Regions from separate parts of the Mus musculus genome. Here region 2 is linked to region 1. Evidence: chromatin loops called from intact Hi-C (ENCODE). Cell type or tissue: gastrocnemius. All regions are shown on one strand. Links, peaks and the distances in the headings refer to the core of each region. The heading gives the core; the rest is flanking DNA. Region 1 holds the start of Cyp20a1 (cytochrome P450, family 20, subfamily a, polypeptide 1). Region 2 holds the start of Gm38137 (a long non-coding RNA gene).

Evidence for each region. Hi-C counts contacts between places; a loop is a spot of excess contacts. Peaks named below come from ENCODE experiments on the same cell type or tissue, not always from the same donor. Only the 100,000 strongest peaks of a DNase experiment are listed, where the experiment ranks them.
Region 2: a loop joins it to region 1, with 8 times the contacts of the local background. A loop is called at or near these places in 10 of 42 quality-filtered maps.

The regions. Positions count from the first base shown.
Region 1 is chr1:60,336,124-60,348,351 of GRCm38, reverse strand. Cyp20a1 (cytochrome P450, family 20, subfamily a, polypeptide 1) reads right to left here and starts at 5,052. Exons shown (of 13, transcript NM_030013.3): 1 at 4,895-5,052. The coding sequence starts at 4,966. It also overlaps a transcript of Nbeal1 not described here. In gastrocnemius, for the core only: CTCF peaks have their summits at 5,013 and 7,271 (motif pointing left); a DNase peak (open chromatin) is centred at 4,944; H3K4me3 peaks cover 1,980 bases; H3K27ac peaks cover 2,156 bases.
Region 2 is chr1:60,862,037-60,874,264 of GRCm38, reverse strand. Gm38137 (a long non-coding RNA gene) reads right to left here and starts at 10,440. Exons shown (of 3, transcript XR_865466.1): 1 at 10,273-10,440; 2 at 5,643-5,758. In gastrocnemius, for the core only: a CTCF peak has its summit at 5,638 (motif pointing right); a DNase peak (open chromatin) is centred at 5,660; H3K27ac peaks cover 2,209 bases.

The sequences.
Region 1 (12,228 bases), core at 1,928-9,927:
ATGAAAAACTCCAACACAAGGAGGGGAACTACACCCCTGAAAAAGCAAGAAAGTAACCTTTCAACAAACCCCAAAGAAGATAGCCACACAAATATAAAAATAATATCAAAAATAACAGGAAGCAACAATCACTATTCCTTAATATCTCTTAGCATCAATGGACTCAATTCCCCAATAAAAAGGCATAGGCTAACAGACTGGATATGTAAACAGGACCCAACATTTTGCTGCTTACAGGAAACCCACCTCAGTGACAAAGACAGACACCACCTCAGAGTGAAAGGCTGGAAAACAATATTCCAAGCAAATAGTCCCAAGAAACAAGCTGGAGTAGCCATTCTAATATCAAATAAAATCAACTTTCAACCAAAAGTTATCAAAAAGGACAAGGAGGGGCACTTCATACTCATCAAAGGAAAAATCTAACAAGATGAACTCTCAATTCTGAACATCTATGCTCCAAATGCAAGGGCATCCACATTCATATAAGAAACTTTCCTAAAGCTCAAAGGCTCAAGTCCTTGATGAGAATTCTTTGCAGACTGCAGTGCCCTGGCTCTGCACAATCTCTGGTGTAGAGAAGACAGCTATCCTGTAAAAGATGTCCCTTGAGAGAACTTTGTGATTACCACGGCTGAGTCTAAAGCTCTCATGTACTATTTTGGACAGAAGCTGGGCCTCTCAGAGGTGGTCTTTGAATATATTCCTTGTTCATCCCCACATTTACATTTGTGCTTTAAAAGAAATTCATTGTCAGGGAGGAAAGAGAGAAGGAAGTGAAGAGGAAGAGGAATTTTGTATATACATACATATACACACACATATATATGCATACAGACACATATATATGCATATATACACACACACACATATATATACACATGTATGTATACATTATACACATACATATATTTTTTTCACAAAGAAAAAAAATATCAAAAATATATAATCCTTTGCTTTCCTTTTGCATTTTTATTTATGTGTATGTATCTGTGAAAATATATTTTAGATACATGTGGATACCTTCTGAGGCCAGAGAAGGAGTATGGTAGTCAAGAACTATAGTTATGAGAAGTTATGAATCACTTAACATGGGTGCAGCAAAACAAACTCATGTTCTCAGCAAGAACTGTAAATGCTCTTAATGACTGAGCCATCTCTTCAACCCTTTGAATTAATACTTTGCTGATTATATACACCTAATTAGAAAGTGTGCCCTATTCTTTAGAAAGGAAAGTTTATATTCTTTGATGTTTACTTCCTTGTAAGTTTCGAAAATTTCATTCATTAAAAGCATTTGGGCCTATATGTTGTATATGTGCTTATAAAAGTAAAAAAGAGAGAGAGAGAGAGAGAGAGAGAGAGAGAGAGTTTGAAATCATGAAATTCATAGGTATTAAATGGATGAAACTAGAAAAAAAAATTGTCCTGAGTAAGGTAACCCAGACCCAGAAAGACAAATATGGTATGAATTTTCTTATATGTTGATGTTAACTGTTACATTTTCAATAAGCAAGCTACAATCCTTTGACCCAAAGAGGTTAGGTACAGAGTAAGGGACTAGGGGGGAGGGAGGGCTCTCTCTAGGAAGGGGAAATAGAATAGATAGTTATGGATGGGTGGGGGAGACTGCAATAGGAGGATCAAACAGGGAGGGGGAAGAGAAAGGCGCCAAGGGAGGGACTAGGAGGAGAAACAGCTAAAATTAAGGGTCATTTGAGGTGTCATATGGAAACCTAAATCAGTACTAAAAGCATCCTAAAATACATACATATAGGAAAGTAATTTAAAACAAATCTCAAAGTAACAGAGGAGGCAGCATTCTAGCTTGCCATCTCTCGTCACCAAATGAAGCTTCCAGTACCAGAATGGGTTACATCTACTTGACTTGTTGACCAAAAGGGTTCCATGTGAGACCCCAAACAGCCCAGGCTACTGGTTTCTTGACACAACTAATGGTAAAACCTTCTTGCAAAAGACAACACATACATACTCATTGAACACAGAGAAGTCAAGCTGGTGCCCACCTGGAACCTTCACCCCCACCGACCTAGTGTTCAGCGTACTGGAAGGAGCTCTGCCTGCTGCCAAAGAGAAAGATAAACACCAATCCAGCTACAATCCCTTTGATCTACAATGATGACTGGCTTGCAAGATTTGAATTTAAGGCCCATGCCATGAAATGGAACCCATTCCTGACACTGGACAAAAACCTGAGACTAAGCAGGTCTGGGTGCCTGAGAAAGCCAAAAAACTCCTGTTCTGCTCAAGGAACAAAACAATGAAATGAGTAACAACATTCTGTTATACACACTGATCAGTGCCTTGCCCAGCCATCATCAGAGATGCTTTCTCCTGCAGCAGATGGGAACAAATACACAGAGCCACAGCCAGACAATGCAGAGAGTGAGAGATCCTGGAATACTTCATCCTAAACAGGATGTCCCCATCAAATCACTCCCCTCAGGTTCAGTGAACTTTTCAGAAGAGGAAATGGAAAGATTTTAAGTGCCAAAGGGTCTGAAGGAAACCAGAGACACAAGGCTTTCTAAACATAGCAGGGCCAATGCACAAACGACTCACAGAAGGTCGTTTGGCCATGGCCAGCATCAGATGGGTTCCAGTGCTGAGAGAAGTGGACACAAACTCCCTTCCCTAACCCAAACCCTATCTCCAATTGATAAATGAAAACCTAGGTTTTTCATCAGTCGCATTGGGGATACGAACCACTCTAAGGGCTGAATGAATTGTTAGGGAGTAGGGCAAAACTCTACAGAATTCTGCATCCTTAGGACCTTGCGGTACACTCCAGCTCGGCCATCACCTCATCATCCCACTGAGGAGCCGCTCATCTTGGATTATCAATACTCCTGAATTCTCCAGCCTGAGCTTCCTTGGCATATTTTGCCACACTTGACTCAATGGATGACTCTTTGCCTTTGTCGGGTCCGACTGCTCCTCCCCAGGGGTCTTTACGGTCCTCCCCTCCCTTACCCCAACTCCTCTCTTCAGCCTCTATCTAATATGGAGAATTCTGGGCTTAGTCCTTGGACCTCTTCTTTCCTACATCTAAATTTTCTAGGAGACTGGAACAAACTTCCTAGCTTCGATACAATATATACACTGGCAGTTCCCAAACTGTTCCAGTCTGGTTTTTTAACCTTAAACCTCAAGACTTTTGTACTTGATTTTGTCTCACTTGATGTCAAACAGGCATCTTAAACCTGGCTCACGTAACCCCAAACTTCTGATCTCTATGAAACCTCATTAATTTCCCACCAAGATACAAACTAAACAAAATCTTCACATTCCATGGGGAAATCCATTCTTCTATCTGCCAGTCCCCATCTCCACCCCCAGAAGTGTTTTTCTTCCAGCTTCTTTCAGCCTCGAGTTTTATATCCCGTCTCACTGGCTTTATCTTAACAATGTTGTATTTCTCACCATGTGCTATGACACTGGGGTTCAAGCACACACCATCTCTCACCAAAATGACAGCAGTTATCTTTCCGCCTACTCTCTCTAACCCCACCCTTGCCTCAGCCCCATAATTACAGTCCGTTCTTAACACAGTAGCGGGACGACTATCAGAAAACTTTACTAATAATATTAGGATTGTTCTGAAGTGGGGTCTCACAACATTCATTGCCCAAGATGGCTTCAAGCTTACAATCCTCCCACCAGAGCTCCCAGAGTGTCTGGGAATTAGACACGGCCAGCCTGCAAATTAAAGTTCTCCTTTAAAGCTGAAAATCCCTTGATTCCAAGATTTGCATTTTTTAAAAGGAATGAATTGAAGACATTTTTTTGCCACATATATTTTTAATTTTTTTTCTAGTATACAAATTTTAAAATTTAAGACAAGGGCTCATGTGATCCAGACTGGCCTAGAACTCAGGTCCATTTTGGAAGAAACCCTTGAACTCTCCTGCCTCCACCATCCAAGTGCTATGATTACAGGCCCAACACAGCATTCCCAGTTTTCCTTTAAACTAAAATAGCCACTTATCCATTGAAATCCTCCAGTAGAACGCAGACTTAAAAGTCCTTTGAATAGCTTTTCAGCCATTTACACCCATCTGTCTTCCCGGTCTGGTTTTACATTCGCTCCAGTTGGCTAGGACACAGTCCTCTTATTCTTGAAAGGCCTGAGCTCTCAACTTCTTCATATCAGTGTTTTGTTTCTCAGGAGTTCAGGTATGTGGTTTCTATATTAGTCTAATCAACCACTAACTCAGAACAGGACACTTCTAAGGGGCATCTCCATCACCATTCATCTACCCGGGGCTGTTCACTACCTTTCCACTTTTCCATAAATCCACCACACTTTGTACATACATATTCTTTTAAAGACAGGGTTTGATGTAGTCCAGGGTGAGCTTTGAGCTCCCACCCCATCCTCCTCACCCCGGGCTGGGATTACAGATGTATGCAACGCCCAGCTTTATACAATACACTTTAAGGAAGTTCCTTAACAGTAACTCCGGAGTTTTGAGAGGTTCCCCTCTGAAAAGGACAGGTGGACAAAGTTTGGGTTGGGGAGCTCAGCTCGCCCATTCCAACAACGGTGCCGGGGCATATGCAGGGGGATGCTAGGAAAAGATGGAAGGAGTTTCTCCCCTGATGTAGAAGCAAATGGGATTGGGGCTCGAAGAAGTCAATGTCTCCAAAGTCACCCAAGGTAATGAATTGATCGCCACCTCCCAAAACCCGTCCGGGACAGGGAGAATGAGGGACCCGCCCAGGACCACAGCTCAGCGACCACAGCACTCATGCGCACGGGGAACGCACGCCGGGGCGGAGCCACGTGGCTCTTCCGCAAGCGCTCCCGGCCGACCGCCCGCCCAGGTCCTCGCGGCGCAGGCGCACCCCCGAAACCCGAGTTGGGAGTTACCGGGTAGAGGTACAGCACCGCTCCCACCAGCGCCAGCAGGAACGTCACGGCGAAGATGGCGAAGTCCAGCATGCTTCCTCTCGCCCGCCCGCGCGGTCCTCGGCCGTGAGCTCCGTGGTGGCGCCCGCAGCTGGGGAGGGAGGTGGCCTCAGGCGGTCGGCGAATAGGAGCCGCGGTCGCCCCGCCACGCCCGTGCTGGGCGTCACCCTTGGTCTGCTGGCGACTCACAGGCCACAAGGAAACCTCCAGGCCCGGGTCCCACCCTGGCCTGGCTAGAATCAAGCTGCGTGCGACACCAGTCCGCTTGCACAAAGTAGACTTAAGTACATTTAAGTAGGACTCACAACCGAAGCCAGTCTCACCTGGACACCTGCATGCATGGCTGAAGAGCTAGGCACCGTTAGATGCTCCTTATTGCTCAAAAGCGCTCCAGTGAACGTGGCTGGTTTCTGTGTTTTGACAGGATCTGACTATGTATCCCTGTCTAGATTGGAACTATGTAGACCAGGCTGGCCTCTGACTAATAGATGCCTTCCTGGTGCTGGAATTAAAGGCGTTAGCCACGGTAGCAGACATTGGGTAGGATTTCTGGCCACGGTGGCAGACAGTGGGTAGGATTTCTGTTACTGATAATTTGCAATAAATTCCTTGAATTTAGCAAGCTCCATTTTCTTCTATGGAAAACTGAAAACCAGAGGCTGGGGAGGTAGATTGCTTTTCTAGTACAAAGTTCTGGCTTCAGTCCCCAGCACCACATAAACCTGGCTGGTTGGCACACATTTGTAATCCCAGCGTCAGAAGGTGGAGGCAAGAAAATCAAGTGTTTAGTCATTTCCAACTACATAACCAATTCCTAGGTTACCTGAGCTCCTGCCTCATTAAATCAAAATCAATTCATTCAAAATAATACCATATAGAGTAGCCAGTGGAGGGTACTATTGGGCGTTCTAGGAAGCACTGAGCACTGGCAAAGCAATGTTGTGTGCTTATGTTTTTCAAACATTGCTTGGTCAGAGCATTACTGTAATTTGAGATCCTTCTGTTCTATCCAACTCAGAAATTTTAACATGGGTTAGTATAAGGTAAAGCCTGATACTTATTGGCACTACATTTAGTGAAAGCATCCTAAAACAATTTATAGATTTTATAGCTTGAATATCAAATTTTCTTGATACCGTTTGGCATGTCATTTGGAATTGCAGTTAGAGCTCCTGTAATGACTACTGCTTAAGAAGGAATCATACCTCACTGAAAACATGCCATATCTTTTTGAAGCTGTAACAATACTTCCACTCAAGATTTCGTCGATTGGAAATCACATTTTTTCCTGTCTTGGGACAAAGCTGTCTACATTGCTCAAGTTGGCCTCAAACGTTTGATTTTGTCTTAGTTTACAAGTCGCTAAAATTTTAGGCATGGGCCACCTCACACAGCAAGAGCTGTGCTTTTAACTCTGAATGTATTTCAAACTGCCCTGAGTGTTTCAAGGGTTTGTTTTTTAAATCGGTTTTAAAGACATTTCTCATCAAAATGATGGCCCACATCAACAGCAGATAAAAATTTGAAATATACAGTGTAGCTACATAACATTAATGATTTACTTATTCTATGTATATGAGTGCTTTATTTGCATGTACACCTGCATGTCAGAAGAAGCCGTCAGATTTCATTACAGATGGTTGTGAGCCACCATGTGGTTGCTGGGAATTGAACTCTGGACTGCAGGAAGAGCAGCTAGTTTAGTGCTCTTAACCACTGAGCCATCTCTCCAGCACCATAGCTATATAACTTTAGGTACCACTTTCTCAAGGTATCTGGTCCTCAACCTTCCCAGTCCCAAATCAAAATCATGCCTGGTACCTGCCTGGTACTGCTCCAGCACTGAGTCCCCCCCCCCACCCCCACCCCCCAACCTGGGTTTTTTAGTCCTAAGTTAGCTCTCAGCCTGGCACCCTCTGGACTTTTCAGTACCCACAGAGGCAGGCCCCAGTGTTTCAGAAATGGAGTCTAAAACTAGACATGAGGATAAGTGTAGATCAGCAGCGGAGCCTTGCTTAGCCTTGGTTCTGGGACTTCTTCTTTCCTAGCTCCACAGAACACCAGAGACAAATAGACAGCAACCAATCTACCTCTTCTTTCTTTAAACTTTAAAAGTAATTTAATAACTATATATAGTGTACATTCACATGTTTTTATATTTAATACCCAAAATTTTTGTCTTGACTTCAACAGGTTAAACTTTTGACACTGTAAATATTCACATATTACAAAGTGTTGCTTCGGGGCTGGTGAGATGGCTCAGAGGTTAAGAGCACAGACTGCTCTTCTTAGGTCTTGAGCTCAAATCCCAGCAACCACATGGTGGCTCACAACCATCCCTAACAAGATCTGACGCCCTCTTCTGGAGTGACTTAAGACAGCTACAACGTACTCACATATAATAAAATAAAATAAATCTTTAAAAAAAAAAAAGGAAAAGAAAGTGTTGCTTCTTTTACAAAAATATAATTTAAATGTAATTCATATTGTAAGCATGTCAGAATCAGAAACACATATGGACAAGTCTATATCTTTATTTACACAGTGCCAGAATTTGTTGAATAACAATAAACTCACAAGCTTTGTTGGATTCCTTGGTTACAATTTACCAACTAGGACTTCTCTTGATAGCTGGCCATTGGCAATCATAGGTCCTTTTACTCCAGTTGTGTGTGTCTGTGTGTGTTTGTGTGTGATGTGTGAGAGTGTACATGTGCACACAAGAATGGTGAACATGCAGAGATCAAAGGACGGTTTTTAAGAATCAGTTCTCTCCTTCCACCATGAGTTCTGGGGGCTGAACTCAAGACATCAGACTTGTATCACAAGTACTCTTACCCTGCTAAGCTCTCTCTCCGGCACCCCAACAACCGTTTTTTGAAAACCGGGTTTCACTTTGGCATCCTGGCTGACCTAGAACTCTCAGAGATCCACCTGCCTGTCTCTGCATTCCAAGAGGATAGTTTAAAGGTGTGTGCCATTGAGATTGATTTTAATGGCCCTTTTATTCCAATCTTTGTTGCTACTATTAAGTCATCCATTATTTCATACAATAAATGTGTATGTATAGGTTACAGAATGACTACAAAGAAAACAAAAGTCTTTCTGGAAGCAGCAGCAGAGAGAACTGATATAGATGTGAAGACAGGGATTCAATGAGATATTAGCACATCCAGTTGGGGCTGATGGAGGCTCAGAGCCAAGAAATAGGTTTGATGAGCTGTACGGGGGCAGTATGTTTGAGACAAGGCACCAGAGCAGCTCAGATGGAGGGATGGCAGTTTGACTGGGCTCAGCAAGCAGTGGGGACAGTCAGGAGTTCCTTGCCTTTTGGTCCTTTGATACAAGCATCTAATATGGTTGGATAATAAGTAAGAGGGGCTGTCCTGACCGTACTGGCTTTTGCCTTTTTGAGACAGGTCTCATATCCCAGGCTGGCCTGGAATTCACTTTGTAGACAAGGCTGACCTCAAACTCAGGAGGATCCTCTACCTCCCAAGTATTGGGATTAAAGGCCTGCACCACCACGTCCACTGTCGATGTCCTTTTTATGGAGCCCAGATAGACTGTTGTGCTCCCTGTTGAGAAGCTATAAGGCCTAGTTTTCTGATGTGGCTTTAATACACACAAGTACCTTAGGAACCTTACCTACTTGGGTAAGTTTATATGTGGGAACTTATTACTTGTAGGAATAGAATTTATCAAGTTATTTCTCAAAAGGCTGGTGCTGGACAGGTGACAGTGTCTACATGCACAAATTAGATAGTCAATTTTGCTACTAATTTTATGGGAATTTGTCTGAATGAAAGTTTTTTGTTCTTGAAAAACAGTTCTCTTACCATTGGTCAACTGTCAATGCAAAACATAGCTCTTAACTTCAAAGAGAATAAGAGATACTTTATTTGAGCCAAATATAGGTGAACATGGTCCAGGAATAGAGTTGGGTTGCCCCAAATAACATGAATCTTTTCTATAGACTTTTATAGTCACAGAAGAAAAGAAAGTGATGTCAGGGCATTCACCAACATACACGAGTACATCAAGTAGGCAAGTGTGGTGGTTTGAATGAGAATGGTTCCCTATAGGCCACTGTTTGAACGTTGTCCACCAGTTGGTGGAATTGTTTGTAAAGGATTAGGAGGTGTGGCCTTGTTGAAGGACGTGTGTTTCTTGGGGTGAGTCTTGAGGTTTCAAAGGCAGCCAGGCCTCCCATTTCTGAGACATGGTATTATTAAATTGTCTGAGTTTGCCTTGAACTAACTCTGTAGTCCACATAAGCCTTGAACTTCTGATCCTCCTGCCTTAGACTCTCAAGTAGTAAGGCTTATAGTTCTGTATCATTAGGCCAAACTCCAAAGGTTTAAAAAAAATTCTCATCAGTTGATTGATGTGATATGAAATGACAATAAAACATAAGCTTTATCATCATTTGAAAACACTTATCTGATGTCTGATATGGTTTTAACTGACCCTGTGACTGACCTGGCTTTGATCACCCATTGATTTAGAGACATTGATGTATGTAGTACAGAAGACTCCAGTGAAGAGCCTTCCATAAAATGCAGCATTGTGACCAGCTCACATTGCCAGTTTCTGTAGTGGGTCTGGACACAGACCCAAAGCACCATCAAGAGGCTGGAGGAGCGTTTGTTTTGTTGCTACCATAACCAAAAATGAACAGTTAGGGTAGTGCTTCGACACACAAAGTTGGTGCACAGAGTGTGAGGGTGGCTCTAGAGTAGGATTTAACTGTTAGATAAAAATGAAAAAGCTGAAGCATAAAATATTTCGATTATGAAAAGGAAAATTTTAAAAATTGAATGTATAATCTGGTTAAGATAACATGAAAATTTAAGATTATTGCTTATTGAGAAAAAACTGGATCAATGTTTTTGGGATGATTTAAAATGAGAGCCTGATGAAATAATATTAATACTCACCTTGTTCAGATCAAAGGAGATTCTCATCTGAGAAACAAACAGTGTTTGGTTTCCTGTTTACTGAATACTGCAGTCAATTCTTTGTCTCCTTAAAGAAATTCAGACACAGCAAATACTAGTCTAAGACCATAAACAGAACTACAAACCAAATAATGAAAGTAGCGTCATCTTTTTATTTCATTCAAACCCTTGTCATATACAAAGCTAATTTATTATGTACAAAATAAATGTACACTCTTTAAAAATATTAGAATATAAATTTCCAAGAGACTAATAAAGTGCAAAATTTTCAACTATTTTTGATCGTACTATACAGAAACAAATCAAACATTAACTCATATACATTCAGTGAAGTTCTTAAAAAATATTTATGTGACAAAATAAAATATATCTTGTATACTCAAGTTCAAAAGGAGAGCAGAAAGAATGAACTGCACCAAATAGTAATTTTGTTATCAGAATGCTAATTAAAGTTATTTACATCCTTATGAAGTCTAAAACCAGTTTAACTTTGAAACCCTCTCTTTTGCATATAAATACTCAATGAATCACAGTTTCCAAGTCAATAATTCAACATAAAAAAGGCTTATTACTATTATTTTTTCAATCAATTCCAGTGGAACAAACAAAAAGGGACATTTTAAGATAAACACACGAGTCCTTAAATAGTAACTAGCAGCACAATTTCTAAGTTGTTGAGGAGAGAGACAGAGACACACACATAGCTAGCTAGCTAGACAGACAGACAAGACAGAGATAGATAGACAGACAAGAGAGACAGGCAGGTAGGCAGATAGATATAAACACACTTAATTCAGTAGCCCAGGGTAGCCTACAGGCGAGGCAATCCTCCTGCCACAGCCTGTGGGTGTTGAGATTACAGGTCTCCTATCATACTCAGCTAAGTACCTTTTGTTATTAAACAAGTCATTTTGAATTTTCAGCTAACTCTTCTGAACCAATGCATATATTCATGGATTCAAGAGACTGTTACCCTATTAAAACTGAAATGCTTCTAATTGAGTCTCAGAAAAACTGTCAAATTAATCAAATATGTTTGTTAATTTTGACTTAATTTAGCAATACATTTGATAGAAAATGGCTATCCAGAAATCTGATTTTTTTTTTTTTGCTTTTCCCCCCTTCCAACTATACAAAAGCAAACCGATGGGAAAGAGAATAATTAGCCTATAAAAGAATTTAGCAGAAAGCCACATGGCTTCCTCACAAGTTTTCTTCTGTGAAATGGACTGTAAGTAGCAGCAGATACATTTGTGGTGAACATTTGTGGTGATGTCTCTGAGGCACAGTCTTTGAAAGTAAAAGGCAGAATAGAAAAAAGAATCATCTAAAATACAAAAGGCTTTCAGCAGTAAGAGCCACGTTAACACATCATTTTGGAAGGACGACGGAAACCAAGTAAGTCACTAGGGATTAGCTAACAAAACATTCAGACTTCCAAAAAATGTTTAAGACCTGATATGATAAGAATTTAAACTGTCTTCAATTAAATTTTAACTACTGATATCTCCCTACCAGAATTACTTATGAAAAGCAAGATGATTATGTATATTCTTGAAAAATCTTAGCACTTGGGAGACAGAGGCAGATGATCTCTGAGTTCAAGGTAGTCTAGTCTACATAGGTAGTTACAGGCCAGCTAAGGCTACTTAGTGAGACTCTGTCTCAAACAAAACTAAACTAAACTAAACAACATTAAAGCCTAATTCTCAATTTTACTATGGTATCACAGAGAGTATGTAATTTTAATATAAGGTAAATAGAAATATATTACTCAAATAAAATCTTAACTGGAATAAGACTTGTTTTAAAAATAGTTTGCATTTTAATCAGTAAAACTTTTAAATTTCATCTAAATCTAACTGCTCTTACTCTCAATGAAACTCACCTTACCTTGATTGCTACATTTAGTTTACAGTAGCACTATAAAAGCACTGAAATTTTGTAAGCACTCAAAAATAGTTAAGAATGCCGGTAAATTACTAGAAAGCCATTATAAAGCAAACACACACACACAGAGCAGCAGCACATCTTTGTCAACTTTGAAACATTGTTCATTTACTTATTTTTGAAATGGAGATCTTACTACACTGTCAGATGGTCCTGAACTTTCGGGTCCAAGTGATCCTTCCATCTCAGTCTCCCAAGTTATTGGAACCCTATGCATGTACCACTTTGTCTGATTGAGTAATTTTCAAATGATGAGCATTTTCAAGGAGCATGAAAACTATCAAAGAAAAAAGGATGCTGAATCAGTGACATTCACTTTGCTTTCTGCTTTAGGGGAAGACATATACCACTGAATTTGTGGTTTTTTATTTGGCATGAAAAGAA
Region 2 (12,228 bases), core at 1,933-9,932, 530 kb before region 1:
GTAGACCAGAGGACTTAAGGTCCTAGGATGCACCCATGGCTGTATCCAGCCACCGACTTCATTCCAGAGGATGGTGGGTTAAGTGGATTGTTTTATCAATATTGGGCTATGAACACAGTGCTAACATGCTGATTTGAATGCATCTCACTCACTACATCAGACCCGGGATGAATATATGGATGACAACAACTACAAATATGTTGTCAACAGAACAACAGTTCTCTAGCATCTGCAACCTCTGAAAATGTTGTTTTGTGGCAGAAGATAGACATTGCAGACAAGATTGGGATAGAGGCATTAAACACAGAGGATGTGTCTGGATGTCTGGATGAGCTCAATAGGCCCAGTCTAATCACAAGAGCCCTTCAGAGTATCAATATTTCTTCAAGTGGAAGCAAAAGAGAAATGGAAGCGAAGAAAAAGGTCAGAGAGACCTGATGCAAGAGGACGTGACCCGCTGCTGCTGACTTTAAAGACAAGAAAAGGAGCACATGATCTAGAGAATCAAAGACTAAACCTAACTATTCCTACACTCTGGCAGAGAGACAGACAAAACAGGAACTTCATTCCCACAACTCCCTGTAATTGGATTTCCCCCCACCCCAGCATTTGAATGCCATTAAAAGTAGATTTACTCAGAGAGCCCCTAGAAAGGAATATGGTGGTCAGCTATGCCACACCTTGATTTGGGATTGTGAAACTTAAAACCAGAGACCCAGCTGGACCCTGTCCAACCAGATCTGTGACCTACATGACTGTGAGATCAGGAGGCAGGCATTGTTTAAAGCTGCTAAATGCCATGCAACAGATGTCTGAGGGAGTTCACCACAGCCCTAGTGCTCCCCTCACACGCACATGCCCACACACAGGCCTAACCTGTCCTCCTGCCTCAGTTTTAGCCCTGAGGGAAGCAGGAGTGGAGGCAGGTGCTTTGCCTTGTACATTATCTTCATCGTCGTTTAGGGTCCCTGCAGCAAGCATAATGTGATGATGTCACAGCCAGGAGCACAGTGTTTACTCCCTAGAAAGTTCAAAAGGGACATGGTTAAGAAAATGTGTTATTTCAGGTCACACATGCTTTTGGGCATGACCAGAACAAAGGCTCATTCATGCTTTCTGCAAACTCTGGGTCAGACTTGCATTTGTGTAAGATCACAGTGTAGCACAGTGACAACTTTTGTGACAGTCATCGAAAGTCACTATCCACAGGCAGCCTGATGAATGGTGAGGGATGCTTTAATGGCCATTAAATGGACTAAGAGAACCACCCAGGTTAGCAGTTCTAAACTGTTTCAACACAAACAGGTTGTGAAGAGCAATGAGAAACAGCAGCATTGCTGTCCTATAGAAATGAGCATCATAGCTGAGAGTAGTGTATTTGACAAGACAGAACGTAGAGATGGTTCCCAGACCTGAACAGAAATCTTCACAGTGAACCGATTGGGCACAAACATACAAGCACTTCCTCTCTACCTGTTCTTCTGAATCTTCATTGACAAACCATATGGAGCTAACATGAATCCATAAAATTTTTTTGCAGAAATGTCAAATCCAACACTCTGAAAACTGTTCGTCATCCAAATCGGTGTATTAGTCAGAGTTCTCTAGAGGAACTAAATAGTTTGGCTTACATGACAGGAGCTGGGTAACCAGACAATGGACATCATAACACTGGAGATATTGAGAAGTCGCTCAGTCCATAAAGCTAGGTTAGATCAACTCCTAGACCTGAATTGTTAGAAAGACTGTCCCAAAGGTAATGCAAAGCATTCAGTACAGAGCTCGAACACAGACAGATCTTAGTGAATGGTAACAGATTAACTGACTTACTACTTAAATAATTCCATGAGCTGAGTATTCAGGCATATGAGCAATTTTCTGCTATTTAATTATCTACTCCCAAGATTTCCTAGGTCAAGACATGCTTTTGTCAATATAAAGATGCAAATCTTATTGGAATGAGCCCAGACTCATTTTCCCCCTGCAACAACAGCAATGTTCAAGTAATGTGGACTGCTGTCTAAAATAACTGCATGTCAACAGCAGGCATGTCCTCCAGAGTAAATCACCTATGCCACTACTCAGGAAGTTCAATCCCCGCAGTCTCTCATTCTCAACTGCATCCTTCTGTCAGAGACTCCACCGCTAAGCAAAAGGAAACTGGATAATATTCAGTAAAAATCTGAAATGGGACACCCTTTTTAAAGTATCTAATTAGAAATGGCATCTTTTGCTCTATTTGTGACTTTTTAAAATATAAAATCAAAGAAATTGGTTAAATAAGGTTACTCTGATTAATCACCATGGGAATTTTAAGGGTTGAAGTGGTCCAGTTTGGAAGTTTCTAAAAATACAACTTTTATCTACAAAGTAGAAATCATCCTGAGTGGGAAACAAGCCGCCCCAGCTCAATACTAAGGATAATGTAGCCCTGGGGAGGGAAAGAGAGGGGAGGGGAGGGGAGGGGAGGGGAGGGGAGGGGAGGGGAGGGGAGGGGAGAAGAGCTTCCCTGAAAGTATTCTAATGGAGCTGAAACTCTTAGCCTAGTAAACTTTAAACACTTACATTTTAAGTGATTCTCCAAGCACCGTGGATTTTGAAAGAGTAAGCTCCCGGGGACTGGACCATCAATCAAAGAGTACACATGGAGGGACCCATGGCTCCAGCCATGTATATAGTAAAGGATGGCCTTGTTGGACATCAGTGGGAAGAGAGGCCCTTGGTTCTGTGGGGGTTTGATGCCCCAGTGTAGGGAAATGACAGGGTGGAAAAGCAGGAGTGGGAGGGTGTGTAGGGGAGAACCCTCATAGAGGCAGGGGGAGGTGGGATGGAATAGGGGGGTTCTGGATGGGAGACCTGGAAAGGGAATAACATTTGAAATGTAAATAAAGAAAATATCCAATAAAGAGGAAAAAAGAAAAAGAAAGCAAGAAAGGAAGGAGAGAAGAAAGGAAGAAAGAGAGAAAGAGAGAGAGAAAGAGTGAAAGAGCGAAAGAGCGAAAGAGCGAAAGAGTGAAAGAAAGAAAGAAAGAAAGGAAGGAAGGAAGGAAGGAAGGAAGGAAGAAAGAGAGTAACACAAAACCAAATAGCAAATCAGTAAAGTATCACTGCCACCATGATTAGTCTTGCCAGTCTTTGTTTGGTTTTTGTTTAGATTTCAATAATCTGCGCCCCAAGGCAGAAAGTTGGTGTCATTTACTTCACAGCATGGACAGTTGTCACTTCTGGCTTCGATCATCTGAATGCCTCATCTTTAAATGGAGACCCACTCTTAGGAATGCTCCATTAGAGAAGGCAAAACATTATTTTCACAAAAAAAAAAAAAGCTGAAGTGTCACAAACTACCTTTTCCAACATCCTTTACAAGGAATTATGGCTACAGAATTCACCAGTCAGAACTGATCAGAATCTGGTGCTTTAAGCAGTGGCTATGTGATGTGCTCTAGCAGTGGCTGCAGTTGCAGATCCTGTTTTCTTGGCAGCAGTAGGGTGGTTTTGCCACATCCAGTGAAGTCTGCGTGGCAAGCCCAAAAGCTTGGACACAGTCCTGAGGCAAAAAGTTTCACGGAAACTTAGTCTCCTGGATCCTTGGCATCCCATAGCGCAAATGCTCCAAACTTGTCCCTCTGATAGTGTGGAGGCTCTTGTGTACTTTCTTGCAGTATTTTACTGGATAGGAGCTAGAAAGCTCAGGGCAAGCTTTGCAAAGTAAGTTTAGAATTCTTTTATAGTTATGTATGGCAGACTATATTACTTAATAGAAGAAAGTCCCCCACAAAATCACTTAGAATAACAGCCGAGTCACTCCCATATACAGGAATTTACAATGGTTTAAGAAGAAAGTCAAATCGGGTTGTGGTCTAAGGAGGAACTAGAGTATTGTATTGTTCATGTAAGGGTTAGTAGAACAGAACTTCTCTGGTGCATGTTTTTCTCTAAGCCCAGAGGAATAGCATAATTAGGTATTTACTAAGGGACCCTTGGTGATGGGTCAAGCAATAGACTAAAATTGCACCTGGACGTATCAGCCCTTTCACCTGGCTCCTGTGAATAGCTGATTTTAAATAGGGCTGATCTTATCTCAGTTGTAAACACTGCCTGGTTCCTGTTAGTCTCTATTTATGCATTTTTCTGTTTTGTGTCAGATAACTTCAATGTACCTTGGCTGATGTGTCACCTAACTTCTTTGTTTTCTTCTGTATTGTAAGTCTGATGCTCGCTTTGAGAAATTATATTCAGATACAGCACTCTCTCTGTGTCAGTGTCTGTTTGTCACTTTTCACCGACTCCTTGTCCACCTGCTTACCGAAATCCTGGTTCCCCTCCGGTTGAGAAACTGACTGAGTCCAGTCTGTGGTATGGCTTGACACCCTTCTGTGGGACCCTAAAAGGCAGCCTGTGTTTTGGTTGAGCAAAGCTTACTCTGGAGACCCAGTAGAAAAACTCTACAAGGGACAGAACAGTGAGCCATGCTCCCAGACATAGGTGCCTGACACCACGGAGCCCCCAACTCCATAATCCTGTGACTATCAGTCACACAGACAAAGTCCCAAGCTCCTGGCATTCTGGCTAGACACCACCCTCACAGTTACCTGGTAATAGCCAGGTATGCTCCTCCCCACAGCTACCCTGCAACTGCAAGATAGCCCCGCCCACTACAAAAGGGGTTGCTTGGCCCCTCTTCTCTCTTAAGCTCTTGTTCCCCTACTCTCATTTTCCCTGATCTCCTTGTCCCCTTCCCTTCCCCCTCCTCTCTCCACGTGGCCATAGCCAGCCTCTCTTTCTCTACCTTCTCTCTTTCTCTCTGCCTTTAAAAAAGCTCTAAAGCCATGGTCTATCTCTGCTCATCAAGACCCACCGTGCTTGAATGATGGAATAGGCCTGCCCCTAAAGAGCTACGTCTAATCTCCCAAGAGGCCTCCCTGTGTTTTCAGCCACCAGACCAGACCAAGGACTCTCACCCTCGTGGAAACCACCCAGCGCCCCCCTTTCTCCCCCTGCTCTCTTCTCCCTTTTGGCTCTGGGACTGACTGAGCCATCCCCAGGGCCCTCACTTTGTTCTCAGCTCTTCTGAGACATACAGTGACGTCTGGGATGTCCGAGATTGAGAACCTGTCGTCTCTGGCCTCCATGAGGCCCAGAAACCCTGGACTGCTTCCACTGTACCCCCACGGACTGGGGTTCCGTGGCTTCCCACAGCCTGACGCCCACCCAGGCCGCTTAAAGAGCTCTCAGCAGTCCCCCACGTCTGCCTGTCCAGTGCACCAGAGCTCTGGCAGGACACAGGTTCTCTCCCACCCCCTTTTTTCCTAAACCCTCTGCCCTCTTCCCTTCCCTGCCCAGCAGACAGTCTACTATGCAGCCCTGACACCGTGAATGATCCCTTCCCTGTGGCATGAATTGAGGGTTCTTGTGTCCCCCCACAGAAGTTGTAGCCTGGTCCTTTAACTCTCCTAGCAACCCTGTAAAAACACCATTTATTTTGATAAATGAGATTAAGTCAGCTGGTGTTTGTTCGTATTGCCTACAGGTTAAGTCTGATAGACTCTGTGAGCCTAGAGGGGGAGGAGGACACTCAGAAAAGAAGGGACTAGGATGCTCCACATAAAATATCAGTCCAGATGGCTCCTGATCACACTCACCACTAGAGGGCTGCCTGGTCTCTGCGACTTTCAACAGATCAGCCCAAGGCAAATGAGGGCAGAGAAGACAATTGGGAGACACAGACGGGTGCACAATGTGGCATGTAGAATGGAACCTGAAAGAAAACAGATCAAAGTAATTAGCTGCGCCTAATGAACACGAAAGTGCAAGACACAGCACTTGGTGCCCATAAACCGAGACTATTAGAAACCACGACCACATATCTGTGATCCCTGGGCCTTCCACCCAGTCAGCTTCCCGTGGAGCTCTGCCTCTGTTAATATAGCTTTAGCTGTATTTAAATAAGTGACATTGTATTTTTACAAAATCAGTTTTAAAAAATCTGGAAAGGATGTCTCACATACAAAGTACCAATCGAGGTTTTATAAAAATGCAGATACCAATAGCATGCAGGCTTTAACACCTATAATTTTACCTTTAAAAAAAAAGTATTACACGCTCACAGAGTACCCCAAGAGATCCAAAGGGTTACACTATTTTGGGCTCAATATCTTGATAAGATAATATATGCTAATTTGTCAAGGTTTACATCACACCCAATCAGGGCTTGGGACATAGATGAATTGGTGAAGCAGCTGAGGCCTGAATCTGATCCCCAGTGCCCATGAAAAAAGAAAAAAAGCTAGGCTGTAACCCCAGTTGCTGGGGAGGTATAGACAAGAAAATTGCAGGGGCTTGCAGAGCAGGCATTTTAGCCAAATCTACAGTTTCTGGGTTCAGTGAGAATAAGTAACTATCCAGTGTGTTTTTTGTCTCTCTCTCTCTCTCTCTCTCTCTCTCTCTCTCTCTCTCTCTCTCTCTCTCTCTCTCTCTCTCGGTGTGTGTGTGTGTGTGTGTGTGTGTGTGTGTGTGTGTGTGTGTGTGATAAAATACCCCAAAGGCACCCCAAGGAAGAAAGGGTTTATTCTGGCTTACAATCTGTGTAGCCCATGGTGGAGCTGTCAAGGCAGGGCAAGCTTGAGACAACTGTTCACATTGCAGTCAGGAAGCAGAGAGTAATGAATGTTCATGCTAAGCTTTCTTTCTCTTTGTGCCATCCAAGATTCCATCCCAAGGGATGGTGCCACCCAGAGTGGGAGGGTCTTCCAACCTCAATTAACCTAATCAAGATAATGCCCCACAGGCATGTTCAAAGGCCCACCTCCTAAGGGATTCTGGATCTTATCAAGTTGCCAATTGAAATTAATCAGCACAGTATGCTTTTACAATAGGCTGGGAGACCAGGACTGGATGAGTCTGAGTTCAGATTGGCATATGTGTGACAAGCAAAACATTCTACATTCAGGGCTCAAGAGGTGGCTCACCAGTTAAGAGCACTGGCTACTCTTCCAGAGGTCCTGAGTTCAATTCCTAGCAATCACATGGTGGCTCACAACCATCTGTAATGGGATCTGGTGCCCTCTTCTGGTGTGTCTGAAGAAAGCAATGGTATACTCATATGCATAAAATAAATAAATAAATCTTTTTTTAAAAACCATTCTACATTCACAGCAAACCATAGTTGTCCTTTGGCTCTCCACCCTACTGCATAATGATAATGTCTTGTTCCAATTAAAGAAGTCCAAAAGGGTCTATCTTTGCTTCATAGAAAGCCTGGGGTCCAGGTCACGGTTCAGATCCCTCAGGCTTCTCATGGGGACCCTTGTATTTGGTGTCCAACTCTTCTGTGCCTGGCTTGCCACCCTTCCACAGGTCCTTAAAATATATCAGTTCCCAGAGATCATTCACTGTTCAAGAAGTGTAGAATCCCAATAGAGCCCCCAAGGAGGACTCTGTTGTGGATAGCCCTAGTGCTGCTTGTATTTTGATGCAATTCTGCTTTCCCAGGAGGGGCTGGAATGAGGAATGAGTCACATACTGAGGTGACTTCTTGTGAACCTTCCCCCAATGAATAAAGGGACCAATCACTGGGAGAGTGGGCGTGACTTCCAGGTTGAACTGAGGAAGAAAGGAAGAGGAGACAGGAGCTTTTTGGAGGGGGATAGCAAGAGGGCAAGATGTAGCTACTAGTGTCTCCCAACTTATATGGAGGATTTAGATTTAATATGGCTTACAAGATTAGGATTCTAGTTGTTGTGCCCAGCAATTGAATTATTGTTGTTTTTGAACTAAGTTTGTGTGGTGTTTTCCTTCTCGTAGGGATTTGACTGGGTTCAAGAGAAAAGGGTACAGTGGCAAAGGGCAAGTTTGCCAGATGTGCATCACAAAGTCGGGGGGGGGGCGGTGAAGCACAGGGCTGGTGGGGTAACGACCTGCCAGAGGGAACTTATCGAGCTGGGTGAAGAGATTTTGGAGCTCTGGGTCAGAGAGTCTCCATGAGATAAGAACTGGCCAATGAGACAGCCAGGGCTGAGAGTAGCTGGGTGTATCGAGGGAAACTGGACTTCACACCCTTAAGTTCTTTGTTCTGTGACCTGGGTGCTTGGGGTGATAGATCCTTCTGGAAGTCAGTGGACTACAGTCCACTTGCCCCACATCTGGTCCACTAGTGTCCTACATACAAGGTCTTTCAATAGAAGCAGCATTAAAATTCTTTACCCATTAATTAGTATTGTTTCAAGCTTTCCAAACCCCACACTTTTGCTCTGAGAATGACCCGACAGCCTCCTCACAGCAGCACAGATTATGCAAGATCAGGCATGCTCCATGTTGGACACGGTGATATGAGAAATCTGTTTGATCTTTGCTGTGAGCTCCTAGCTTGGGTTTTCTGAGTGATAGGAATTAATTCTCTGTTATTTTTAATGTGTTCCTTTTCATCACATCTGAGCTTTGCTGTGAAATAACTAAAGGTAGCCCCTTAAGTAGCATCAGCATGAAGCTGGCTACCAGATAGCATCAGCATGAAGCTGACTACCAGAAAATACTAGAAACTAGAGATTTGGACATTTCAACCCGGCCCCCAATATCCTCTGAGAAAGAGCTCAGGCAGTAGAAACTGTGGCTTGAAAACTCGAGGGCATGCAGGTTTGGAGAACTTCTGAGTTGGAGAAGAGTACTCCTGAGGACAACATGGGAGCGTCTTACCTTAACTACACCTTACCTTGTCTTACATTTACCTTGCATTTAGCTGTCCTTGTGTTGGCATCAAATCAACGTAAACAAACCAACGTAAGAAAAATGCTTTTGGGGCAGGGGATGTACCCTCTTGAGCATACTACCAGAATTAAGGAAATGGGGTGGGGGGTGGGGCTCCTGGTACACAGTCAGTAAAAAGGCTGACTGGTCAGGAACTTGCAACTGGCACCTAAAAGGGAAGTTGTATAAGGCTGAGCTCCTTAACTGGTCAGATCTGACAGTAACTCAGAACCTAGTGTCACAAGTGAATTACATTGTTGGACACCCAACTTGTGTTCAAGATTTGTTAATAATAGAGAAAATTCCCCAGAGACATTCATAACTTCACCTTGGGAAAGACTCAGTCACTGGGCCCCTACTATAGATAGCTCCAAAATTTCCGAAGCAGTAGCATGCCTCATTTTCCAGGATCCAGTTCATTTTTTTAAATCCCTTTGTCAATGGGAGACAAAGCTAAATACACTCTCCTAAAAGCTATTAAATCATAGTTACCCTGAGGGAGGAAGAGGTATATTTAGTCCATTCAGACTTCCTTTTCCAGTCCCACAGGGTTGGTGACTTAACACACACATGTTCACATACCTGGAAGACCAAGATGGTCTATCCAGTGGGGTTTCATCTTGGATTATAGCCACCTTCTCACTGTGTCCTTGGTGGCCTTTCAAAGCTCTGTGTGTTGATACAGAAAAACACTTGCCATGCCTTTTCTCAAACAGCAACCCTACTAGTTTGGCCACCACACTAATGGCCTTCTTTACCTCTGTCTTCCCAAATCCCTCATCTCTAAATGCAAACATATAGGAGCATAAGCACACACTTCATATTCATAACAAACGGGATGCCTCCATTTGTTTCCTTACATAGCTGCCCACAGTCACTAAATCATAAAGTTACAGAATGATAGAGATGGAAAGAACATTATCCTCGATCATTCTGAGTAGACAGGGTTCCAGATAGAAGGGACGTGGCTGTACACATATGTGGCTGTGCGGTGGGGAGCCTGAGAATGGACTGTCTCCTACCAGACAAACTCTTCTTTACAGCTTTAGTCAACATCTCAGAGTTGACTCATAGAAAAGATACGTCATAAAGCAAGATTAAGTGTTTTATAGCATGACCTTCTTCTGCCAGGAAAAGGTTTTCCTCATGAGATATAAGAAATCCTATGTGTTCACTCAAAACTGGTTACTAAGTGTCAGCCCAAGATTTTTCTCTTGTCAAAAAAAGGACAAGATGCAAAGGTTTTTAGCTAGGTCTATGCAGCGGTAAATTGTTAAATGGCTCTAAGCTTCCAGCAGGTCTACACACACACACACACACACACACACACACACACACACCAGCTTATTTTTAATATGCCTTAGCCAGCTCAATGGTTGGGGCACTCCTGAACCTCCACGTGGCTAACACACTGCCCTCTGATATTCCTGAATTAATACTTACTAAATCTATATTTTATCTTTGCTGCCCTGTTTCCTTCTGGGCAGCCTTTCTTGGGCCCGCTTTCCCCTTACATTTCTGCTGTCTCACCCTTCTGCTCCTTCCCAGCGTGGTCCATCCTATGTCCTTCTCATGGTGGATTCTTTCTCGCCCACTCCTGTCTCCCTGCCCAGCCATTGGTCACTGGCAACTTTATTTCCCAATCAGATCCATCTGGGGGTGTGGGCAAGCTTCCTTTAGCCTACATGTGGGACACTAAAAACAGGTTTAGGGGGAACATAATTAACATGAGAGCACAAGCTGCTACAGAGCTAGAGGTATGCCTTCAGCAGCTTCTCCCCCATGGGAACTAAACCCAGAACCTTATTAGCTAGGCAAATCCTCTATCACTCAATCAAATGGCCCAACCTAAGACAGAACAGTTCTTTTGCTTTTAATAGTAAAAAAGGAAGTGTGTGTGTGTGTGTGTGTGTGTGAGAGAGAGAGAGAGAAAGAGAGAGAGAGAGAGACAGAGAGAGAGAGAGAGAGAGGGAGAGAGAGAGAGACCAAGTGTGTGAGTGCAGATACCCACAGAGGCTTTAAACAGGCTTCAGTTTCCCCACAGCTGATGCTAAGGTGGTTGTGAATTGCCCGATGCCTGTGCTGAGCAAAAGAACCACTCTTCCTGGCTAAGCCATCCCTCTAGCCCTGCCCCCTCAGCAGCTCTTACTGAGGAGAGTATCCTCCCGCACAAGGACATATCCTTTCGCCTTCTTACTCCTGAACCTCAGCCTCCGGGAAACTCATATTACCATGGTACAGCTGTGAAGATCTATCCTCCTCCTCTTTCCTTGGTCACTCTAGAGTGCACGTGACCACTCGGCAAACAAATGTCCAAGCCAGCATGTGGCATATAAACTCCAGCTCCTATTTCTGCCCCAGCTTTGCAAAGCCAGGTGCTTCCTGCTGATGGCCAGAAGCACTGCTCTCACGAACCTCTAAAAACGCTGACCGGGCACTCACAAGGGATGTGTGAGGCACTATTCATCAGCAAGACTCTGTGAACATTTTTCCAGGACCATGTTGACGCTAACTGCAAAGCCACATGACCCTCGACAGCTCAGCCGCTGTGCCGAGCAATCCTGGAACAGCACGGACCCTGAGTCCCAGGCCTTTCTTCACGTACCATTTGTAGATTCTGCTCCAGCCCTAACACCCAACTTTCCTGAATTTATCTTTCCAACTTGCCCTAAGCTGCAGCCCAACCGATTTCTTGGAATATCTTTCCCGTCCCTCATTCTCAGTTTTAAAAACAATTCTCAAAGACTATGACCTAATTAATTTTTCCAGTCCTCCCCTCCAATCTGGGAAATAGATTTTCTCTGTGAATGGACAGCGTCCCCTCCTCCACTTCCTGGGTTTATGGGCTTATGCTCCAACAGAGGCCTCTCTGCAGGCACTGTTCTGGTCACCACTTACAGGGCTGGAGGAAAGACAGCTCATGAAGAATGCTATCTTTCTCCTACCCAGGGATAATAGGAGGAAAGACAGCTCATGAAGAATGCTAGCTTTCACCTGCTCAGGGATAATAGCAGGGCCCAGCAGCTCACCCCTATTACTGTGCTGGTTACCCATTATATTCTACATCCCCAAACAGTCCCTAGCTCAGGTTGATAATTAGATGCTGTCAGTAACCTTTAGCCCCCACTCTCCAAAGACAGACGGTGTCCGCTGCACTGATGCTTTACCTCTGTGGCCCTTCCAGGTGCCTCTTACTGGATATTGGGAACACAGATATGATCCCAAACATGTGGCCTTTTTTGAAGATTTGGTTATAGGCCTTAACCTTTAATAGATGAGCTATACCTTCAGCCCTGTGTGGCCTTTCTGAATGAACCTCTCTTTCACTCATTTTTATGTACAAAATAATAGGCTGCCTTACGATATTTTCATGGGTAAGCCGTTGTATTTTGCTCAGTCTCCCCTTCCACCGCCTTCCCTTACCTCCAGCCCTGACACTTTCCTTTCTGCACTCACAAATAAGTTCTCCCTGCTTTTGTGTGTCAT